Linked DNA regions of Homo sapiens: region 1 is linked to region 2. A link is a loop called in an ENCODE intact Hi-C map of the cell type or tissue named here. Cell type or tissue: Caco-2. All regions are shown on one strand. Each heading gives the region's core, and the rest is flanking DNA. Links, peaks and the distances in the headings are about the cores only.

Region 1 (10,839 bases), core at 1,751-9,750, 260 kb before region 2:
AAAAGCCAACCCTGGTAAGTCTGGCAGAGGAAACCCTTCTTTGGAGGTCTCTGAGAACAAATCTGGCCTCAGAAAACATGCTCTCAACATGCTACAGTTCAGTTCACTAAACCAGAGTCCTGTAAGACATTCCATCTTACCTCTTCCCATATCAAAAGTGAGTCAGTAGAACAAATAATACAGAATAGCAAGAACACACTTTACGAGATGGACAGAAGTAGAGAGAAATTACATGATCTTTGATGTCACTTGATAGTTTCTTCATCTATTGCAAATTACTGCTTTTATCTTCCTATCAGTGGATTTCTAGCTTAGCAATAGCTCATGCTCACCATAAACCTCGCAAAAGCCTACTGAGAAAACCTGGTATCGCCCTAATGTACAAGTTGCTCCACTACACCCACAGGTACTACTTCACTTGGGGGATTTATCCTGATTACGATATATCCGAGGACACGAGCTTAACCTTATTCCCCTCTTCAGGTGTGTGGTTCCTAGAGAATGAGTGGTGTTAGACTACCACTACTCAAATAACAGGGAATGAGTGATGTGCTAACATACTCTAGCTATAAAACACATCCCTACATCTGACTTTGGATAAGAAAACCAGCTAGTGACTCCTGAGTAATGTTTTGAGGTCCCCTGTTAAATGAAGTAGAGATGGGTCATAACTGGCTTCTAAGGAGACTATGGGGATTAAGAAAATCGCCTTGAGCCAAGCTAAAACTTCAACTGCTGCCTAGAGATGGCAACATGAAATACAGACTCCTCTCTCAATGGAAATGGTTGAGCAGAGGCCGTCACAGACAAAATGAACGAGAAGGCTCATTAGGTGCCTTCTACTTTGAGACTTTAAAATTTAAACATTTTAAATGTAAATTTTTAAAGAAGACTGGTTATTTTCAAGGAAAAAAAAAAGTTATTCAACAATTTAGGCAGATGACAAAGACCATGCTTGGAAAACTAGCTTTACGAGAATTTTCATTGTTAAGAAACCAAAGTGTTCACGTTTGGGTCATTCAACATGACAAAGGCCACAATGGTATCAGTTTCCTCAAAAGAGAAGTCTACTAAAATAGTCTCATATTTAAGAAAACCTAAGTGAAAAACATGTAACCTAACACAGCTTAAAAATTACAGGAAAAATTTGTACCTTTAAAGTCGCATTAAAGAGAGCCAAAAAAATCTTACAGGTTATCAAGGAGACCACACAAAACATGAACAGCTAAATTGGATGCCAGTAGCCTAAGTTTACAAACAGTGATAGATGAAAAATACAGTTACAATAAGTATGGCTAAAATGTCTAATATCCCATAACCAATGCTTATTGAAGCCAATGCTTATTCTTGAGGCAGGCTTTGTATGAAAACTGTAGTAATACTTTTAAAACTTGTACTATTTTACTATAAAAGCCAAATTAGGATGAACTGAGTGCTTTAAATAATTTTCAAAAATAATTATTTTACAGTTGGAAAGTGTGTGTTGTATATGCAGAGATTTGTCCTGAGCATCTCAAGAACTTAAGGAAAAAAATGGTAATGTGAAGTAAGCCAAAGCGACAGAGAGAGAGGTAGTAGCCTAATAGTGCAGTAAAGTTCCCCTAACAGTCTTGGCACAGTGTCCAGGCATGGTCGGTTCTCAGCTGGGGGCAACTTTCTTGGCTGTGAAGGCAGATCATGCCCTCTGTCACTCATGGGGAGCAGTTCTGCCCAACTGTCTCTTTTCGACAACTTTATCATCAATCTCTTTATTAACAGCTCCACTGCAGTCAGAAAACGCAAACAAGGACCAATTCTCATGCCAGATTTCTGGAAATCACATAGCACCAGGCATCACACAGTGTGAAAGTTTCTAAGGAGGGTGCTATGCCAAGAGAGAGACAGCATCCACAAGGAAGAGCACAAAGTTGGGACATTTTACGTTTTTACACACACACACACACACACACACACACACACACAATTTCTGATGCCTAAAACTGAAAAGAACCCCAAAACTCACATATGTGTGTATGTATGGGGATTGAGAGGGGCACGGTAGTGAGACAGAGATCACCTTACTCCCCAGAAATAACTTTGTTATTTTGCACTTCCAGAAGTCTTTGGGCAAAAACAGTATTATACCAAAAAAAAAAAGTTTTAACTATTTTAGGACTACATGACATTATTAGAAAACACACAAGACTGAGATAAATGTCTCCAATGAGCTGGAAAAAAAAAAAAACCATAAAACTGAAATGTTTGAATTATTCAAAATATATATTTTCAGCATGAAATCTGTTGGATCAAAAAATAACATCCTACAAATTAATTAAAGGAAATACTTCTAAAAAGCTTGTGAAGTATTTTTAAGAGACTTTAAGAGACTTAAAGATAATTTTTTAAAAATCAGGTCATAATCATATCACTAATAAAAACCATCCAGGTTATGTGAAAAATGAGGATACCATCTACACCGTTTCAAATATTGTGATGTGTGGTAATTAAAAGAGGTGAGACTTTATCATTTAACTACTAGTAACATTAAAACCAGCCCAAGACTAAAACCTACCATAACAAACCCGTTGACTTGTTTGAGAAACAAACTGACAAAAAGAGTATTATTCAATGACTACTGAGGAAGACTCTACAATTTTAAGACTGATAATACATAACTGAATTTATACTGTTGCAAAATTTTGCATTTTGCTATAGTATGTCTTAATGCTCTGACACCTGTGCTCAGGTGAAAAGGGAACGGTGCTGCTTAGACCAAGTGGGCAGTGCCGAGTTCAAGTCCAGGGTGAATCAGCTCTCTAGCGTCCAGACTCTATTTATTCCAAAATGAAAAACAAAACCAGCACACCCTTGGGCTTTCCCTAGTCAATTCTGCAACCCAGTAAGAGGGAGTGTGGAGGGCTGAGCATAAATCCATTCTCACCATTAAAAAATTAAAACAACATATAACAAACAAGAACTCTAACCTAGTGGCACAAAGCATTATTCTGTACCTTAGAAGTATCAAAGCAAAAAATATAATCCTTTGATACACACACACACGCTCTCACTCTCTGTCTCTCTCGCTCACTCTTCTGGTTCTTTACTTGAATAGACACATTTCCCACCTTACTGGTGGAATTTAAAGATACCCAGACCAGAGGAAAAAGTGACTGCACTCTTATTTATATTAAAGTATGAATACTTTGAAAGTTAACATTTTAAACAGCAGATAAACTCTAAAAACTCAACAAAAACTGTGCCCTTTGTAGGTGTGACTCTTAGCTGGATTAAAATAGAAAAAACATTAAAAGATAATTGCAGAAAAAAGCACAATAACTAAAATCACAACCTTTCACACAAATGTAAAGTTTCTGAAATGTGAACTTAAGCCTAGTCTTAATTCTACCCTTTTAAGGAAAGGCCTGTGAATTGGGAAGGGATGAAGAAAGAAAAAAATGTACTTAAAATTCCATCCCTTTCAACAGAATACTTGTGTGGTTTGATCAGCTGTAATGATGTTCCCAGAATATTGAGACAAAAGCATGTCTCCAAAGAAGAAAAGAAGTTGAAATGATTTCCCAAGTATATAAAATCACATCTAGAATGAAGTACAATCACTTCTGAAACACATGGCTCAAAAACATTGAGGCCATCTTCCTTATTTGGTGCTAATAAAAGCTATGTAAAATTTAACAAGAATTTTTAAATTGATAAGAAAAAAGAAGAATGAATTGATTCTATGAGAAATAGATATTAAACAGACCACTGGTTTCTATATGACTGAAGGTCATATTTATTACAGAACATAATATTTCATTTACCAAAGTCAGGTCTGAGTGAAGACAGCATCCATTTGTGATACTGGTTTGAAGAAAAGCTAACAAGCAAAATAATGTGGAGAAATAAAAATCAAATCAAAACATACAATTCAGGCTAAAAACCAACTAATTTTCCTTGTACTAGTCATTTTTATTAGAATAAAAACAGGTAAAAGTATATCCAAAGGATTGCTCAGTGCTGCTTCAGGTAAACAGTTTTATAATTTAAGTGCACTAACAGTATTTCTGGGACTCAATCTACAAGTTTGTATACATTAATGATTTATCTGTTCATATATCCATTACGACTTGGAGCTGCTGATCATTTATTGCCACCTTGAATGCAGCCAGAATTAATACTATGCAGAGCTCTAAAACATTTTTCTGTGTGGTGGGAAAAAAACCTGTTAATTAGAAAAATAAAAACTTTATTCTAGAATATACCCACAGCCACAAAACACAACTTTCCATTATAATTTTACTAATTCAGCAAGATGCATGAAAATGCCAAGAGGCCACGTGGATGATAAAACTCAGAAACTGTGATATACAAACTGCATCTAGATGACTATCAAAGTAGAGGAAGTACAGCCAGTTCAATTCTTTTAGTGTTAACAAGGGAGATAAGGGTAATTCCTACAATATTTTCCCTTTTACTGAACAGTCTCAGAAGTTAAATTTTGCTTTTACTAAAAAGTTATCCCACAATGCAGCCACATTCCCATTTTCATATATAGGGAAGGTTACATTAGAATTTTAGAAATGATATATGAACAACTGCATGTCCCTCAGAATAATGGCTTTGACACAAAGAGTCCATCCCTCCACCCAAAACACAAGATAACCATACCCAAGAGCTGACCATCACAAAATACACAGAGCAGCTCGCTCCTGCACCATGAGTTAAGTATCAATGCTGAGCATCTGGGGGGTTAAGAAAAGCAATATCTGATTTGCATTTAGTAAAATAAGAAACATAGAATCCTGTTGGTTGTGGTCTGTAATTCTAAATTCACTGAAAAACAACAGTGCCACCTGCTGACATTAAAGTGCTAAATGCTTTGAAAAGGACAGTACACTGTCCACAGGCATAGAATAAATATACAGATAACGTATGGTGTCTACAGACACAGAACACTTTAGAGGACGGAAGAGCTAAAATTGAATTAATAGTAACTATATTAATGTTTTCCTCCCTAAAGATCAATTATATGAAAAACAAACACCTAATTATTATCTGAGCTATAAATACAAGGCTGCTGCCAATGGCTGAAGTTAACCAGAAACAAATCTTTTCTAATGTAACCAAATTCTTTTGCAAATCCTCACTTAGAATCATACTATAAACTTATGATTACTGGAAAAAAGTAGTAGTCAAAAGAAATCAGGCAACTGTGAGATTGTGCTGTTTTTTTTTTATTGTGTTTTCAATGGAGAAATACATCATCTGTTTACAAAATAGCTCTTGAAAAATACAAGGAGTACAGATACTATAAAACAAAGCAAACTCCAGTCATGAGACACTACATACATCATGCGAAAGCAACAGTCTGATCTCCAGGTTATGAAAACTATAATTAAAAAGTCACTACACAGAAAAGGTCCAAGTTTCCAGCTTGGCAAAACTTGGGTGCAGTTACATGAAACGTTTAATAAACTGAATTGTTTTCCCCAATGTGTAAACAAAATGACAAGACTAAATCTGTGCCTGGTAATTTCAATCTAACTCTGAAGCTACACAAAACACACAGACACCTTGTACATTTCACCTGTTAGTATGACCATCTTTTTTCTTCGGTGGTGGAAGGAAGGGCAAGGTGACTGTGTAAAGCAAAGATGTGGGAAGTAGAAATATTGTTTACTAGACATTATAAAGTCATGGTGAAAAGAAAGCTTCGATTAATGCATAGCCTAAGGGGGAAAAGACTACACTCCAACTTCAGAAAATTAATTTAGAAGGATAGGGGAAGAGATTAAGTAATTGCAGTTTAACATGAAAAATGCACATGTGATAGAATGGAGCACAATGGAGGATTCATAAAACATGCTCATCAGAAAAATCTGTTAAGTCGACTTTGTCCAGATTCAGAAAGAGTAAGTTTATCAACATCTGGCATCCCTCATACTTTGTGAAGATAGATCTTCTACTGCTTAATTATGAGAAATTATTTTATTCAAAGAAAGGAGCTCTTAATCTTTTGATAAAACAAAATAAAGGAGTAGAGAGCTGACTAGATGTCAAGTGCTTGCTAGAAATGATTTTTAAAATGCTTCTACACGTAAAATGTACTGACAAATTTTGGTAAACCATTTAAAAATAAGAATTAGTTTTAAAATCTTGGAGAAAATGCCTTTTTGCCCACATTTAAAACTGAAAATCAATTTTACTATAGATAGGAGTTCTGTGGAGTGTACAAAATTCCTTTTAGAGATCAAATGGCCATCCCAGATAGATATCATGTTTCACAGGCATTACTTTTAGTCACCCTCAAGTTTCAGCCATGGGACCAAAATTTAGTGTTCTGTGCCATGTGGTCACAGGGTCATTGGTTTCACATCATGGCTTAAGAAAATACTGGCATTTTGTTTCTTACGAAGTAAGTCCTACCTTGTGCATACAAGCAAAAAGAAAAAGGAAGAAAACAGGGGAGGGAAAGGCGCAAGAAGCTTTTTTTGTTTGTTTGTTTTGAAGACAACAGATTGAAGGCAAAAGAACACAGAGCTTTCACAAGCTCAAAGAAAAATATTTGCTGGCTGATCGCTGATTTGTATGCACTATAAAACAATTCCATAAATAAAACCAATATATCATTTCTTAATCATGACCCTATCAAAACCAAGTTATTTCCTAACTATTCTTTCAATGTCAAATGTACCCTAGAGTTGACGTTTCATTTTTAAGGGTTACAGCTACCTCATAGGAACTGAACTAGATGTACTCTTACCCTTTCTCTGAAGTATAACAGTACACCACTGCACAACAGTATCCAATTTGAAGACTAATGGTAAAGAAAATTCTTCAGGAAAAACTGAAAATCCATCAAGCTGAAAATCTAAAATTAGTTCTACTTTCTAATGAAAAATACATAAAAGTGCATCATCAGAATAAGTAATTCTTATGCCAGTTTGTATTGCAAATTTTCCAAACAATGCATCAAACATAAACCCAATCCAGATGTCAATTATGAATACAAATATAGCTTGAGGTTGTTTTTTTTAAAGGCAGTAATTTTTGAAATAGTTAATGCAACTGTTGCTAACACAATAATAATAGTACTCCTGGCTTCACATACTAACCTGGACTTCCGATCAAGTGCTGATTAGCCCAGTAAGGGAGGTCACCAAAAAACCCAAATCCATTTCAGTCATGTCTAGTCTTGTACCCTCCATTCTCCTTTTTTAGCATTTGAAGACAACAGGTTGAGTTGGCAGATATTGTTTATGGACCCCTGAGGTTGTTTTTACCGATTCAATCTCAGTTTTATTGAATTCTTGATAACAGGAATAGGATTTGCAGGGAGAGCAGGGATATCAGAAAGGTCTGTACTGGATGTTTTCTGAGAATGAAAGCAAAGAACACAACATTGTTCAAAGCACCATAATTTAACAATGAGATGTATTTTCCATTGCTTTACTTCCTAAGAAACCTTCTAAGAAGAAAAGTATTACAAATTTAAAAACTCTATAATGTTGTCAAAATGGAATGTAAATATGCCTATCACATTATTTGTTCAACAAATAATGTGTTCAACAAAGGAATTTTCAAATAGGTATATTTTAATAATATTTTAAAAACTCCTAAGTAATTTCAAATAGTTTTTAAAATTGTTCCTCTAAGAATCACCTATCATATAATGCTTAAGTTACTGCTAAACTGTATTCACTTATTACAACACTAATAGCTGTAATATTAACTAGTATTGGAGCACCCCCAAGTGGGAGAATACTCAAAGCTCATTTTATATACAGAAGCAGCAGTAAATTTATTATTTTCTGACACTGTAAATTAAACAAATATATACAGCTAAGCAATAATTTAATCATCCTAAATTTTAGGTAGATTATTTTCATATTAATTAGATTAAATCACAAGCGTTCTTTAACACTAAAAAAATACAGAGATGGATCTTTAAAAGTTTTATTATGGAAAATTCCAAACATACACAAAGTAGAGAGCACTGTATAATGCATCCCCATGTATTCATTACCCAGCTTCATCAATTATCAAATCAAAGCCACTGTCCTCCCACTTTCAATTCACCTTGTGTTATTCTGAAGCAAATCCTAGAGATCTTATCATTTCATCTATAAATATTTCCAGATTTATCTCAAAACAATAAGAACTCTTTATTAGGTATAGCCACAATATTATCACCTCCCCAGAAATAAGTACGCCCCTAACATTACCAAAGATAGGAATGAATTTTTTTTTAAATCAACATAATCATTCTTCTTACATAACTGGGTGATTTTTCTCTCTATGGCTCTATGAATCCTTTCATTAGAAAGAAAATTCTACTCACTCATAAAAATATCTAAAAGGCAAATACCCATGGGTACTAATTACTATAGGGATAAATTCAGTAAGACAAAACTATGAAAATAAGTCCCGAGAGTATGTGGCAAACCAAAAAACATGCAATCACAATCACAGGACAGTTTAAGACTGATAAACAAGTTTGTCCACGTATCAATATTAAGCATACTTCCTGATGTTAGTTACTCCCCCTAAAGTTTTATTAGATTATGGAAAAGGTATTTCAGAAACTAAACATAATATTTATATATCTTTAGAGTCAATAAAAGTTAACATCTAGCAAAAGCACATGTTTAAATGATCACGTTAAAATAACTCGGAGCTGCACAGGAGCAGCAAAATATCATCATAGTACATAGTATCATATCAGTACAGCAGCAGTTGTTATCTCAGTTACTTTGTAGACATTAACCAGTTTTATCATCTATTAAAGAATATATCTACTTTGTGTCAGAATTTGAGCTAGATGTTAGGGTTCATTCATGTGAAAGGATTCAAGAAAAAAATTATTCAACAAAATGAAGGTTCACAAATCAATGAAAAAAGATTCCAGATGCCTACTGTATTCTGTATGTGAGGGTCTGTCACAAGTAGAATTGCTAGGACAAATGAAAACATAATTCTGAAGAGCTATGGGCTATATTAAATAACTAACTGAAATCAGTAGTGGAAAAATAAGGCAGAAATACATTTTTAAAATAAAAATATATTAGCCTTTGCAAAAGAAATCCACGAAGAATGTTTTTTAGTTCATTCCTAGTTTTAATTTCACTTTTGACCTACAAATAAAACCTACATATGAACCCTGTGTAAATGACTAGTGAGAATTTAAATGATTTGCAGTATCAAATAATATATTAATATAAGGGGATGGGTTAACATCGAAACAGTCCCAGAGAACGGTTCCGTCAAATCCAGGGCCCTGCCTTAAAACTACAATAAATACGTTTATAGGCTAGCAAGTAATTACTTTCAGAAAGATTAATTTTAATAGTCTTCTATGAACTCTCACTTTAATTCAATATACCACACTAATCTTAAGGACATTTACAAAATTCTCCTTGCTTTTTGCACTTAGTACCTGAGAGGCCAACAGAGAAGCCGCTGTCTGAATAGTTTCTGATTGAGTTGTACTTGTCTCTGTATCAAGTTGTTCCTGTGAGACAAAGAGGATGGGGAAGGGGGAAAAGAGACTTAAAAAAGAATAAAAGAACATAACTGGGTTTGGTGGCTAATAAAGAAGACAAACTGGAAGACAGGAGGGATCAAGAGAAAGATGTGACTACATTACAAAAACATCTAGTCAGTAGATGTTGTAGGTTATTTCACCATTTCAGATATTAATAAATTTCTATTTGCCTACTTAAATCTTATAAGGCATGGGTCAAACTAGCTCATGACTTTCCAACCAGCTCCAACTTGGGACATTTTAAGCAAACAATAATTAAAAACACACATAGGCACATCATGAAATGTTGCCCAGACAATAACAGAGCATAAACCCAAGGACAGTTCTTAGCTTTGTGGGAGGAAAAAAAAAAAAAAAAACTTATTCAATACTACTAAATAAAATAACCTCACACCTTTAATTAAAAGTAGAAAATATGTCTAAAAAAGATTTCTCCCTCCTTATGGTCTCTTCACCCCTCTCTAGTAATCAGTGCACTGATTCTACTCATCAGAAAACACAGGGTAAAGTATGTCATGCCATCACTCTAAACTTTTTAAAAGCAGTACACAAAAGAAAATAATATCTACACAAATAAATGAAAATAAAAATATAGGCCAGACGTGGTGGCTCACACCTGTAATCCTAGCACTTTGGGAGGCCGAGGTGGGGAGATCATGACATCAGGAGTTCAAGACCAGCCTGGCCAACATGGTGAAACCCCATCTCTACTAAAAATACAAAATTAGCCAGGCATGGTGGCGGGTGCCTGTAATCCCCACTACTCGGGAGGCTGAGGCAGAAGAATTGCTTGAACCTAGGAGGCAGAGGTTGCAGTGAGCCGAGATTGTCCCACTGCACTCCAGCCTGGGCGACAGAGCAAGACTCCATCTCAAAAAAAACCAAAAAAAGGACAAAGAAGAAAAGAAAAATATAAAAACTTCAATTTCAATGAAACTATACCAAAAAAAAAAAAAACGAAATATTGTTTTCTCCTATGAAATTAAAAAAGGTAAATAAGATGTAAGAAGTAGGAATGGAAGACATGCAGCCTTCCTGGAGGACAACTTGGTGATGTATACCAAACTTTAAGATAAAGCATACTATTTTCCTCAATAATTCTTCTTCCATTAATTTATGCTAAGTAAATAAACATGAATGAATGGCAGATATGGTATTTAGCTGTAACCAATATTACAGCAGGAAAGCACAACTTTCTTTTTTAAATGGAAATAATTGCTATGGATAGGAAATTGGTTGGATAAAAATAATCATAGCCTTAAGACAGCATTCTATGAAGCCATTAATAATTTTGTAGATTACATAATGATACACAT
Region 2 (10,839 bases), core at 1,191-9,190:
ATCCATCAGTATCCATTACCTTCTTTTCTGATGCAAGTACTTTTTGAAACTAATTCCTTCAAAATGATGATTTTTTTCCTTTTACCGTTATGATTTTCCAATTAAATGATTTTTTCTGTGAGATATTCTGGTTTACATTGGTATTAAGGATATTATATGAAACCTTTTTTTTCTTCTAAAGCAGGGCGTTTTAATTTTTTGTGATTATAGATTTTATACTTCTTGAATATTGCTGATGAACCTGTTTTGGGATATAATCCTCCAACTTCATTTACAACTTTTCATGTTCATCTTTGGAGCTGTGCACTTGATTATAGGTAAGTTCACAAATGGAACAAAATAAAGTTTTATTTAAAATGCTACTAAATTTTGAAAAAAATACATAATTCAGTAGAGTTAAGGTTCAAATTGTTGTTGTTGTTGTTGTTTTTAATAGAGTTTCTGGAGCCGTATCAAACTGATGTTCTTTTGTTTCTCTTTGGCATTAGACCCCTTTATTTGCCAATCCGATCTCTTCTTACCGTGGAAACATTCAGTGTTTCCAGTAGCGTTGCATTGGATAAATCTTCCTCTACTCTCAGGTACCTGTGTAAACTTCATTGTATACTAAACAAAGCTGTTCGAAACATACCAATTGATATTTACCTAAACCATTTTATTAAAGTCTCAATTTTTTGTTAAACGTTCTTTTACTAATAGTTATAACCTTTTACCCAAATTACCCAATTTTTCTCAGGTGACATGTTTCATCTACCCATTTATTATTGCATTTCATTTTTAGGGAAGAAATTAATTCTGGAGATTCTTTAAAAAGTTTGCATTTTAAAACATATGGTAAACTTCCCATGCTACCTGATACACTTTATACTTTTTATTTAATTTTTTTATTTTTTAGAGACAGGGTCTTGCTCTGTGTGGCCCAGGCTGGAATGCAGTGGCATGATCACAGCTTATTACAGCTTTCAACTCCTGAGCCCAAGTGATCTTTTGCCCTCACCCTACTGAGTAGCTAGGACTATAGACGTGTGCCTCTATCCCTGGCTGATTAAAAAAAAAGTTTTGTTTTTGTAGAGAAGGGGTCTTGCTGTGTTGCCCAGGCTAGTTGAGAACTCCTGGCCTCAGGTGGTCCTCCTGCCTTGTCCTCCCAAACGGCTGGGATTACAGGTGTGAGCCACTACATCTGGCCCACTCTATCTTTATACTATAGTTTAAACCTTGTGAATTTGGGCATCTCTTTAAAAACTGCCAAAAATTTAGAATTAATTTGAGTAGATGATTTAATCTAATTCTTTACACCATTTAAATATTCCTAGCATTCATAAACAGTTTTTAAAAAATGTTAGATGACAGTTATAAGTTAGAAACTGCTTATGATTTCAACAATGTTCATACCAGAAAGAATGATGCAATTAAGCATATAGTGATTATGGGGTATGATACTCAAAGCTTAGTTTTTCAGATGTTGGTTTTATCTTTCTTGCCTCAGAATAATCTTGGATGAAGCTGCTTTACATCTATCTGACAAATGCAATACTGTCACTATAAATCTGAGTAGAGGTAAGAGTTAAAAAACAAATGGAGTAGATAAATTCTGCTTTATTTTTGTGCGTAAATAATTTTAAAGCATTTTAACTCTGGGATAATGCTAGTGAACTAAGAATCTTATTAAAGATCCTTAAAGATTAAAGGGTCTTTAAGTATATAGTGATCATGTGGTATATATTCACAGCTTCATTTTTCAGATACTGGTTTTTCAGTTTGAAATTGTAATGTTCTTATAATGCTAGTTAAGTACATCAAATTACTATATATACTACAAATTTTTATTTAAGATAATTTTTGTTTCTAACAAAAAATAAAGTGAATTTTAGGACTTCTATGGGATGAAACTATTTTCATTGCATTATAATTATTTGTAGTGCTCTCTGCAATGAATTTTAAAGGAATGCTAGTTGTATTGGGTGTTGGTTGGATACACATTTTTGAAAGCTGTACTGAAGAGATTTTCTTAATTTTAAAAATTTTAGATTATGTTCGTGTGATGGATATGGGGCTTTTGGAGTTAACCATAACTGCAGTGAAGTCTGATTCTGATGGAGAGCAAGTGAGTTATTAAAATAAATGAAAATTTTAAGTTCTATTTTTTAAGAGATTAAAAAAATTGAGTTTAACATTTTTCCGTGTACCTAATTTTGGTCAGAAATAGAGTAAGTATATTAAAAATGGATTTATTTAAATACTTTTTTTATGTAGCGAGACAGATTATCATGAATCTTATTTAATGTAAATCTATGCAAAAAAAGAAACTTTTGTCTCATTTGGAAAACATTTTCATCCCTTTTTCTGTGTCTTGTCCAGACTGAGCCCCGCTTTGAGTTACACTGTTCCAGCGATGTTGTCCATATCAGAACGTGCTCAGACTCTTGTGCTGCGTTAATGAATCTCATTCAGTACATTGCAAGCTATGGTGACTTGCAGACACCTAACAAGGCAGATATGAAGCCTGGAGCCTTTCAAAGAAGGTCTAAGGTACAGTCAGCAATGTGATTCCTCCAGTCCCTGCCATGTCGTGACATGTTTACATTATTGAGGTCTTCATGACAGTCATAAGGTAGAAAAGAAACTTTGAAAGTCATTCATCTGTTCTTTACCTTCAGAATAATGGGGTCTGAAACGGTGGTTTCATGGGCCTTTTTGGAAAACCATTCTGCTGTTTTGATATTCTTTGTTTCCATTAATCTTCCTAGCAAACATCATACTTTTTTTTTTCTAGACTTGTTATTTTCATCTGTCCTAAGGGAAGAAAGAAAACATTTATCATGCAAAAGCTTGTTCTATGCAAGTTGTATGTAAAAATGCTATGAAAAGATAGATGGCAGGTGTTAGTATTGTTACCAGAAGACTTACTTATATCATCATATTTTCCCTATTTTTTTATCTCTAAGACAATCCAGTTTTCAGTGTACTTTGTCATATATGACTTCCTTTTCCTTTCATGATGACCTGGTGAGATAGAGAGGTTAAAAATTAATAAGACCCAGAGAATTTAGATGATTGCTCTAAAGAGTAGCAGAAACAGCAACAAACCCAGATATTTTGGTGTCCAGTTCAATGCACTTTTCTGCCCCAAGTGTCACCTTTCTAACTTCTCTTATGTCCAAATTGAAGAATGTCCAGTTTGTTTAGCATTTTTTCTTTTTCATTGTTATTCTTTGTGGTCTCTCTTATGAACAGAAATCTCAGTCCCCTTAGGTTCTAGAGCCTCTGTTATGTACTCTAGTAAAGGCCTGACTGGCATCGTGTTTGTTGTCTTTTGTTCAGGATTATTTTACACTTTATTTGTGTTAATTTCTGTTTGTGACTCCTTGTTCCTGCTGTATTCTCACGATAAGGTGATTTATGACACCCCGCCTACTATTTATTCCCTTTTAAAAAACATTCTTCTTATTTTAAATTATCCCTTTCAGCTTGGAACTTGCTATTTTAGAGTCATGCTCACATATAAAAAGCACGATCTGGGTTTAATGAATCTACAGTTCACCAACCATTGGTGAAGTATTTGGTTAAGTATTTGGTGCTGGAACTGAGCTCTGAATCACCGTTTAGTATATTTCCCCTGCTGTGTGTGCCCCCTACTGTTGTTAGGTGTCCAAGAAATGAGGCCTCGTCCTACAGGGGCTTTATGTCAAAGGGATGAAAGTCATTGCAACCATCAGAGTTGAGGAGATCAAACTTATTTAGTTATCCCTTCTTTCCCAGCTTTATTGCAGTTTGTTCAACTTCCCTGTTTTCAAATGCATTGCCTCTTCAAGATCCCAGTTCACTGTGCTTGCTTTGAGGTGGTGACACATTTATTGCTCTTTGCCAGTATTTGTTAGGGTGATAATACTAAAAACTTGAAATATAACAGCTGCTGGGCATAGAAAAATGAGTAGGTTTCTATTTCTGATGTTTTTGTACAATGTAATGTATTTTTGGGATAAAATAAATGTAAGTAGTTTGGTTTTTAAGAGCATTTTCAGTTATTTTTAATTAGGTTTTTTGGCTATAGGTAGATTCCAGTGGTCGATCATCCTCACGTGGTCCAGTACTTCCTGAAGCAGATCAACAAATGTTACGAGATCTGATGAGTGATGCTATGGAGGAGATCGACATGCAACAAGGCACCTCGTCAGTAAAACCACAGGCTAATGGTAAGACCAGGACTCTTCTCAGGGAGCACTGATGTTAATGTTGGGGCTTACTTTATTTGTGTTCTCGTAAATTTAATAAGTCACTTATTAAAGACGCATATGAGTTTTTATGGATATCTGTTAATCATTCAGCTTGTGTCTACTCAGTGTCTAGTAAATAGGTAACTCTGGCCAGGCTGGTGTCGGGAATGCAGAGTGAGTAGAAGACAGTGCTTATGTTTTCTGGTAGCTTGTAGCCTAGTAAAACAAATGGGCACAAAACTGGTGCCAGTACTTAGACTGATTGATAAATGATGTAAGAAAATACTTCAACTGTGGTATATCCTCTACTGTTTGGAAAGGATTGGGATAATTTTATTAGACTTTAGTAAAGTAAGATGGCTTGGCTTTTTAAAAGTGGTTGGGATTTAGGTATGTAAAGAGGGAGGAGAAGGTAATCTTGGCAAGGTCATTAACATCAACAGAGCACAGACAAAGGCATGCATGAGCCTCAGTTATTTAGCCATGACATTCGGGTTCTTACTGAAACAAAAGTTCTCTTATTGAAAAGAATTAGATAATAAAGTTGGGTAAGCAAAGAGGGACCCAGGTGATTCAAGATCCTTGAAAGCCAAAGGGAAGCAGGTAAACATTTTAAAGCCTCTATTTCAACAGTATTTTCTTCTAATTGAATGGTCATAGCTATATCTATATATTGGGAAATCTTAATTAAAAATTATTTCATGGAGTTGTAAAAGTCTAGTGTTAACTGTTGCTGTCTTGCTAATTTAGGATAAATTAGAACTAAGGAAGCAAACTGGGGCTTTTAGTGTTCTATGTACTACATTATTTGTAATAAATGTTAGCAGCTAGGCTGGGCACAGTGGCTCATGCCTGTAATCTAGCACTTTGGGAAGCTGAGGCAGGTGGATCACTTGAACTCAGGAGTTTGAGACCAGCCTCGGCAACATGGTGAAACCCCATCTCTCCAATTAAAAAAAAAAAAAAAAAAAGCTAGATGTGGGATGTGTTGGCAGGCGCCTATAGTCCCAGATACTTGGGAGGCTTAGGTGGGGTGGGAGGATCACCTGAGCCCAGGAGACGGAGGTTGCAGTGAGCCAAGATTGTGCCACTGCACTCCAGCCCGGGTAATAGAGCGAGATTCTGTCTCAAAAAAAAAAAAAAAAAAAATATATATATATATATATATATATATGTGTGTATATATATATATATATATATGTATATATATATTTATGTATTTATATATATATGTATATATATATTTATGTATTTATATATATTTATATATGTGTGTGTGTGTATATGTATATATGCAGCTACCTTAATTACATGGGAAAGAATATTTAGTGATTATTTACTGGGTGGCTTCAATATACAAGATTCTGTACTAGGCCCTGGGTACCTGTAAGGATGAGTAATTCTGAGGTACTGCTGTAGAAGAATCTAAAATCTAATCTGTGAGTCTCTTAAAGCCAGTATGTCTCTTGATTCAGCTTAGTGTTCTCAGCCTCATCACAGTGTTTGGTTTTAATGAATGAATGGGAAAAGAATGAGTGACTCTTAATATGTAATGTAAACATATTAAAATATATGTTGACATGCAGATTTTGGTGCACATGTAATCTTTTGCGATAGCTACCTAAGATTAGGTATCCAGTTTGGGTATCCCAGGCCCCAGGAAGAGGTCTTCTTTTCATACTTGAATCACTGCCTCCTCTGCCACCTAATGCTTGCTCAACAGCTATTCTTCCCTCCCCTTCCCCTTCCCTCCCCCTACATTTAGGCTCTGCTAAATGTAACCAGTTTCCCCTCACATTGTAATATTGTCCAAGAAGTTTCTTCCAGAGCTCCGCCTATAGGACAGAATTGTCAAAGGTGAAATTCTGGGTAAAGCAAAACTCCACTCAACACTAACCAGCAACTGCTGAGCTTCCCCAACGCCAACTAACTGGGAGGAAACTGTCTTTGTGACATTGCCATTTCGAATTTATCATTTGTCTTTTTATTAGTTGTTGTTTTTTGTTTGTTTGTTTGTTTTTTTGACAGGTTCTTGGTCTGTCACGCAGGCTGGAGTGCAGTGGTGTGATGTCAGCTCACTGCAACCTCCACCTCCCGGCTTCAAACAATTCTCCTACCTCGGCCTCCCAGGTAGCTGGGACTCAGGTGTGTGCCACCATGCCCAGCTGATTTTTGTATTTTTAGTAGAGACAGGGTTTCATCATGTTGGCCAGGCTGGTCTGTAACTCCTGACCTCAGGTGATCCACCCATCTCGGCCTTCTAAAGTGCTGGGATTACAGGCATGAGCCACCATGCCTGGCCTATTAGTGGTTTTTGATGTATTTCTGACTCTTGCTGAGGTGTTTTGGTGCATGTTACTTAGCTCTCTTTAAGCCTCAGATTCATAGACTTATTTTAGGAAATAAATGAGATATTGCAGGTAAAAGCACACAACATATATCTGACACATGGTTAAAATGCTTGTTGTTGTTGATATTTCAAAGTGTGCCAAAATGTTGTAATCTTTTTATCTAGGTGTTTTGGATGAAAAATCTCAAATTCAGGAGCCATGTTGTTCAGACCTCTTCCTGTTTCCTGACGAGAGTGGGAATGTATCCCAGGAGTCCGGCCCCACCTATGCCTCATTCTCTCACCATTTCATCAGTGATGCAATGACAGGTGTGCCCACTGAGAATGATGACTTTTGCATTCTTTTTGCACCAAAAGCAGCCATGCAGGTAATAAATTAATAACATTATTGAAGCCTTGAATGGTGTTACAAATGAATTGACCAAAGGGTACCTGGAGAAAATTCTGTTGATTTTGTAAATTCTTTATAGTTCAGAGTTACTTTTTTTTTTTTAATATACTATTGACAGTTGGTGAATGGTTACTGTACTATTTCTGTGACACATCTAAAGACTCAGAGAAGAATGCTATTTGCAAAATTTCCAACATAGATTATTGAACTCCAGATTTTTTATATAGTAAGATGACTATTCAAGGATCGTGAAATTAAATGGCAGAAGGATCTGCTGGACAGAATTGCTAGTCCAAGAATCGGGAAAGATAAGATGTGGTTTGTGTGAAGGCTGATGGTTGGGGTGTGTTTGTGTGTATGTATAGATATAAGTGTGTGTGTGTATGTGTATTTGGAAACTTTCCAGGAATTGTCCAGTAGGTGACCGTATTTGTTTACAAAGTTCTGAGAACCTTCTGGTTAAATTTTTAAAAATCCAAACAATCAAACTCAGGATAAACCTATTATTAAAAACATGGTAATATCATCCATATGTTGAAATTTGTTAACTTTTGGTTTGCAGTATTGACTTTAAACAAAAAAAAATACCCACACACTAAATTTGTGCTTTTTTATTATCAAACAAGTAGTGAAAGCCGAATTGTAAACCATAAAAAATCCTTATGGAGTGGTTTACGTAGAACAAAGAGAGTTTATTTTATGGTTAATAAAGCAGAATATCTTTGTGGTGACTAATGTCGGTAACCATCACCTTATTTTATATACTGGAATTATTAAAAAGAATGTAGAAGCAAGAATGCCCCTTGAGATGTGCAGCATAATCAGTTGTTTCTAATTAGAAAAGAGAGTATGTGTTACCTGTTTGTTTATTTTAGGAGAAGGAAGAAGAACCAGTTATAAAAATCATGGTTGATGATGCAATTGTGATAAGAGACAATTATTTCAGTCTGCCCGTTAATAAGACCGATACGAGCAAAGCCCCCTTACACTTTCCCATTCCTGTGATTCGCTATGTGGTGAAGGAGGTCTCTCTTGTCTGGCATCTTTATGGAGGAAAGGATTTTGGAATAGTCCCTCCCACTTCTCCGGCTAAAAGTTATATGTAAGTTAATTTCTATATAAGTTTATTTGGGAGGCCAATATATTCTTTTCTTAGAAAAATAGAATTTTCCATTTCCCCTTTAGAGAGAAAAAAGAAAAATAGGATTTATCATTTTAAGAATTATTAATAAAGTAGTATTAAAAACTGTAATTTAAATGTTACTCTCACAGTTTTCCAATTGTGAACTTATTTGTATTATTTGTATTTTTACTAAAATGTTGACTCTCATCATTTTCATTCAGCAGAAATTTTCAGGTATCTACCATGTACCTATTTCACAAAAATGAGTAGGTCCTGTGAGTCATGTGAGTGACAGAGGGCAGTGAAACGCAGGAAGTGTGTCAGGAGGTGGGGTCGGGCATGCCCTGTCCCCAGCATTCAGCAGGGCACTGAGCAGAGAGCCTGTGGTCATTGAGCGCCTGTGAGACGAGTGCAGTGTGCCGGTCGCTGGGAGAATCAGGTGGACAGAATCCCTGTAGGGGGCAGACTTCCTTATTGAGGTGGGGCATGGCATGGAGGCTGCGTGGAGCAGTAACATTTGACACTATAGTTCAGCAGCTTTTTCTACTTAAAAGCGACTTTAAAACACGTCCAACTTTACTATAATTATTTTGTGTATTAGTTGGGATTCCTAGGACTTGTGTTCTGACTATAAAGGGTTTCCAAAGTAACAAGAAGCTTATAAGGAGGTCTCATTTCTAAGTGTATCCTGTGATACGGATCCCAGCATCATAATTAGCTTTTCCTGTAGTTTTGAGTATTTAGCAAGCAGGTGATTACTCTAATGGCAATAATGAAACGCGTGTTTCAGTGTCTACAGAGTAAAGAAGATACGGTTTTGGTTTCTAGTAATTTGTGGCAGCGTTCTGATAGCTCTGTACTCTTACTTTGTCTTTCATCTTATCATTTTCCTTAATGTCATTCATTGACTTTCTTTGAATATTCCTTTAACAAAAGGGTTTTTTTTTTTTTTGCTCATTTTTAGTAGTCCCCACAGTTCGCCTTCTCACACACCCACGAGACATGGACGTAATACAGTATGTGGGGGAAAAGGAAGGAACCATGACTTTTTAATGGAAATACAGCTAAGCAAGGTAAGATGGCATTTGAAGGAAAAATCCACTTAAGTAGGATATTGGCGGGGGGTTCTTTTGTTATCCCCCACCACGTAGTCTTGAGCCTTAAGTCCCAACCCTTTGGATTGGAAAAGTGCAAGGATCTTGTATAAAACTCTTACCTCTTTTTCATTCTCAAATGTTCTAAGAAGACTGAGGTGTTTTTCTTTTATTTTTGTTTGTCTGGGCTACCGCTAGAGCGGTGGTTCTCACAGTTGAGCAAGCCCAGAATCCCCTGGAGGGCTTATTAAAACACAGGTTTCTGGGCTCCACCCCAGAGTTTCTGATTCAGGAAGTCTGAGGTAGGGTCAGACTGAGGAGATGCTGCCCTAGAGCATCTGTCTGGGAAAGCCTGTGTTTGGACAGTGCATCTGGCAGGTCCTTTGTGAGACTAGAGACCAGTAGGGCCAGACTACTGATGGCATCACACGCATTTAATTCTACCAGCTTGTCTGAGATTGTACCAAGTGTCATATTTTAGGATAGTTAGCATGGCAATATTGTAGTGATGACAATTCCCTGTATTTAATCATATCTGTGCCTCCTTTTGGAACTTGAACCCTGCCTCTGCTGATTCATTTTAAAGCAATTTCATAGGTATGCAAGATAATAATTTTATGTCTTATTCCTATTGAGAATTTTCCTTGGAAATAAGGGATTTTACCAAGGTCAAATAGAAATATTAGTCAAGCTTCTCTGTGTATGGTAGGGTCCACATAGTCCCCCTTATCCACAGACATACATGGTAATAGCCTCAGTGGATGCCTGAAACTGCAAATAGTACTGAACTTTATGTATACTGTGTTTTTCCTATACATACATACCTATGATAAAGTTTAATTTCTAAGTTAGGCATAGTAAGAGATTAACAATAATGAATAATAAAATAGAATAATTATAACACTATACTAAAATAAAAGTTATATGGAAGGTATTTCTCTTGGTTTCAAAATACTGAAATATTTTTGGACCTCAGTTGACCATGGGTAACTGAAACTGTGGAAAGCAAAACCTTGGACAAGCAGGGAGCACTGTAGATTAATAAATGAGTGAACAAGTGAAGGAATGTCATGTTGTTGAGTTTTTTGAAGGTGGAATTGTAAGCTGAGGTAGAATTCAGAGGAAAAATGAGTGATATTTTGCATTTTAAAGAGAAAATACAATTTAATAAAAGGAATGTAAAGAACTGTTCCGCGTTCTTCCTCCTTACCCGTTAAGGTGAAGTTTCAGCATGAAGTCTACCCGCCATGCAAACCTGATTGTGATTCCAGCCTCTCAGAACACCCAGTCTCCCGGCAGGTGTTCATTGTTCAGGATCTTGAGATTCGAGATCGTTTGGCAACATCACAAATGAATAAATTTTTATACCTGTATTGCAGTAAAGAAATGCCTCGAAAAGCTCACTCCAACATGGTAAGAGTTAACCTCATCGTTGTGTTATGTTAGTTTTGGAAACGTGTTTTTATTATATCTAACTTCAGGAGAGTTAAAGTAGGGAAAATTACTAGATATCTTTTCTCATTTTAATGTGAAAAGTCCCTTTTGAATGTATTGCTTAAAGTTTTATGTTTAAAAAATTATTTTGCATGTCACTTCTAGGGTCCATTAACTCTAATTGCTAATAAATTGATATCTGAGGAAAAGTAGAAGTCCCTAGTGATCAGTAC

Evidence for each region. Hi-C counts contacts between places; a loop is a spot of excess contacts. Peaks named below come from ENCODE experiments on the same cell type or tissue, not always from the same donor. Only the 100,000 strongest peaks of a DNase experiment are listed, where the experiment ranks them.
Region 1: it touches region 2 in a loop (2.8-fold over the local background); 5 of 110 quality-filtered maps call a loop at or near these places.

Annotation. Positions count from the first base shown.
Region 1 is chr14:96,561,470-96,572,308 of GRCh38, reverse strand. PAPOLA (poly(A) polymerase alpha) reads right to left here. Exons shown (of 22, transcript NM_032632.5): 21 at 9,416-9,490; 22 at 5,193-7,354. The coding sequence ends at 7,259. Among named protein-coding and RNA genes, the nearest start is that of PAPOLA, 65 kb to the right of the region's middle. In Caco-2, for the core only: CTCF peaks have their summits at 4,554 and 4,769; no DNase peak of the experiment used is centred there.
Region 2 is chr14:96,302,807-96,313,645 of GRCh38, reverse strand. It overlaps ATG2B (autophagy related 2B), which reads left to right. Exons shown (of 42, transcript NM_018036.7): 24 at 211-317; 25 at 489-581; 26 at 1,487-1,557; 27 at 2,028-2,104; 28 at 2,359-2,529; 29 at 4,052-4,193; 30 at 6,730-6,932; 31 at 7,831-8,057; 32 at 9,043-9,151; 33 at 10,391-10,585. Among named protein-coding and RNA genes, the nearest start is that of BDKRB1-AS1, 40 kb to the right of the region's middle. In Caco-2, for the core only: no CTCF peak of the experiment used is centred there; a DNase peak (open chromatin) is centred at 4,365; H3K4me3 peaks cover 670 bases.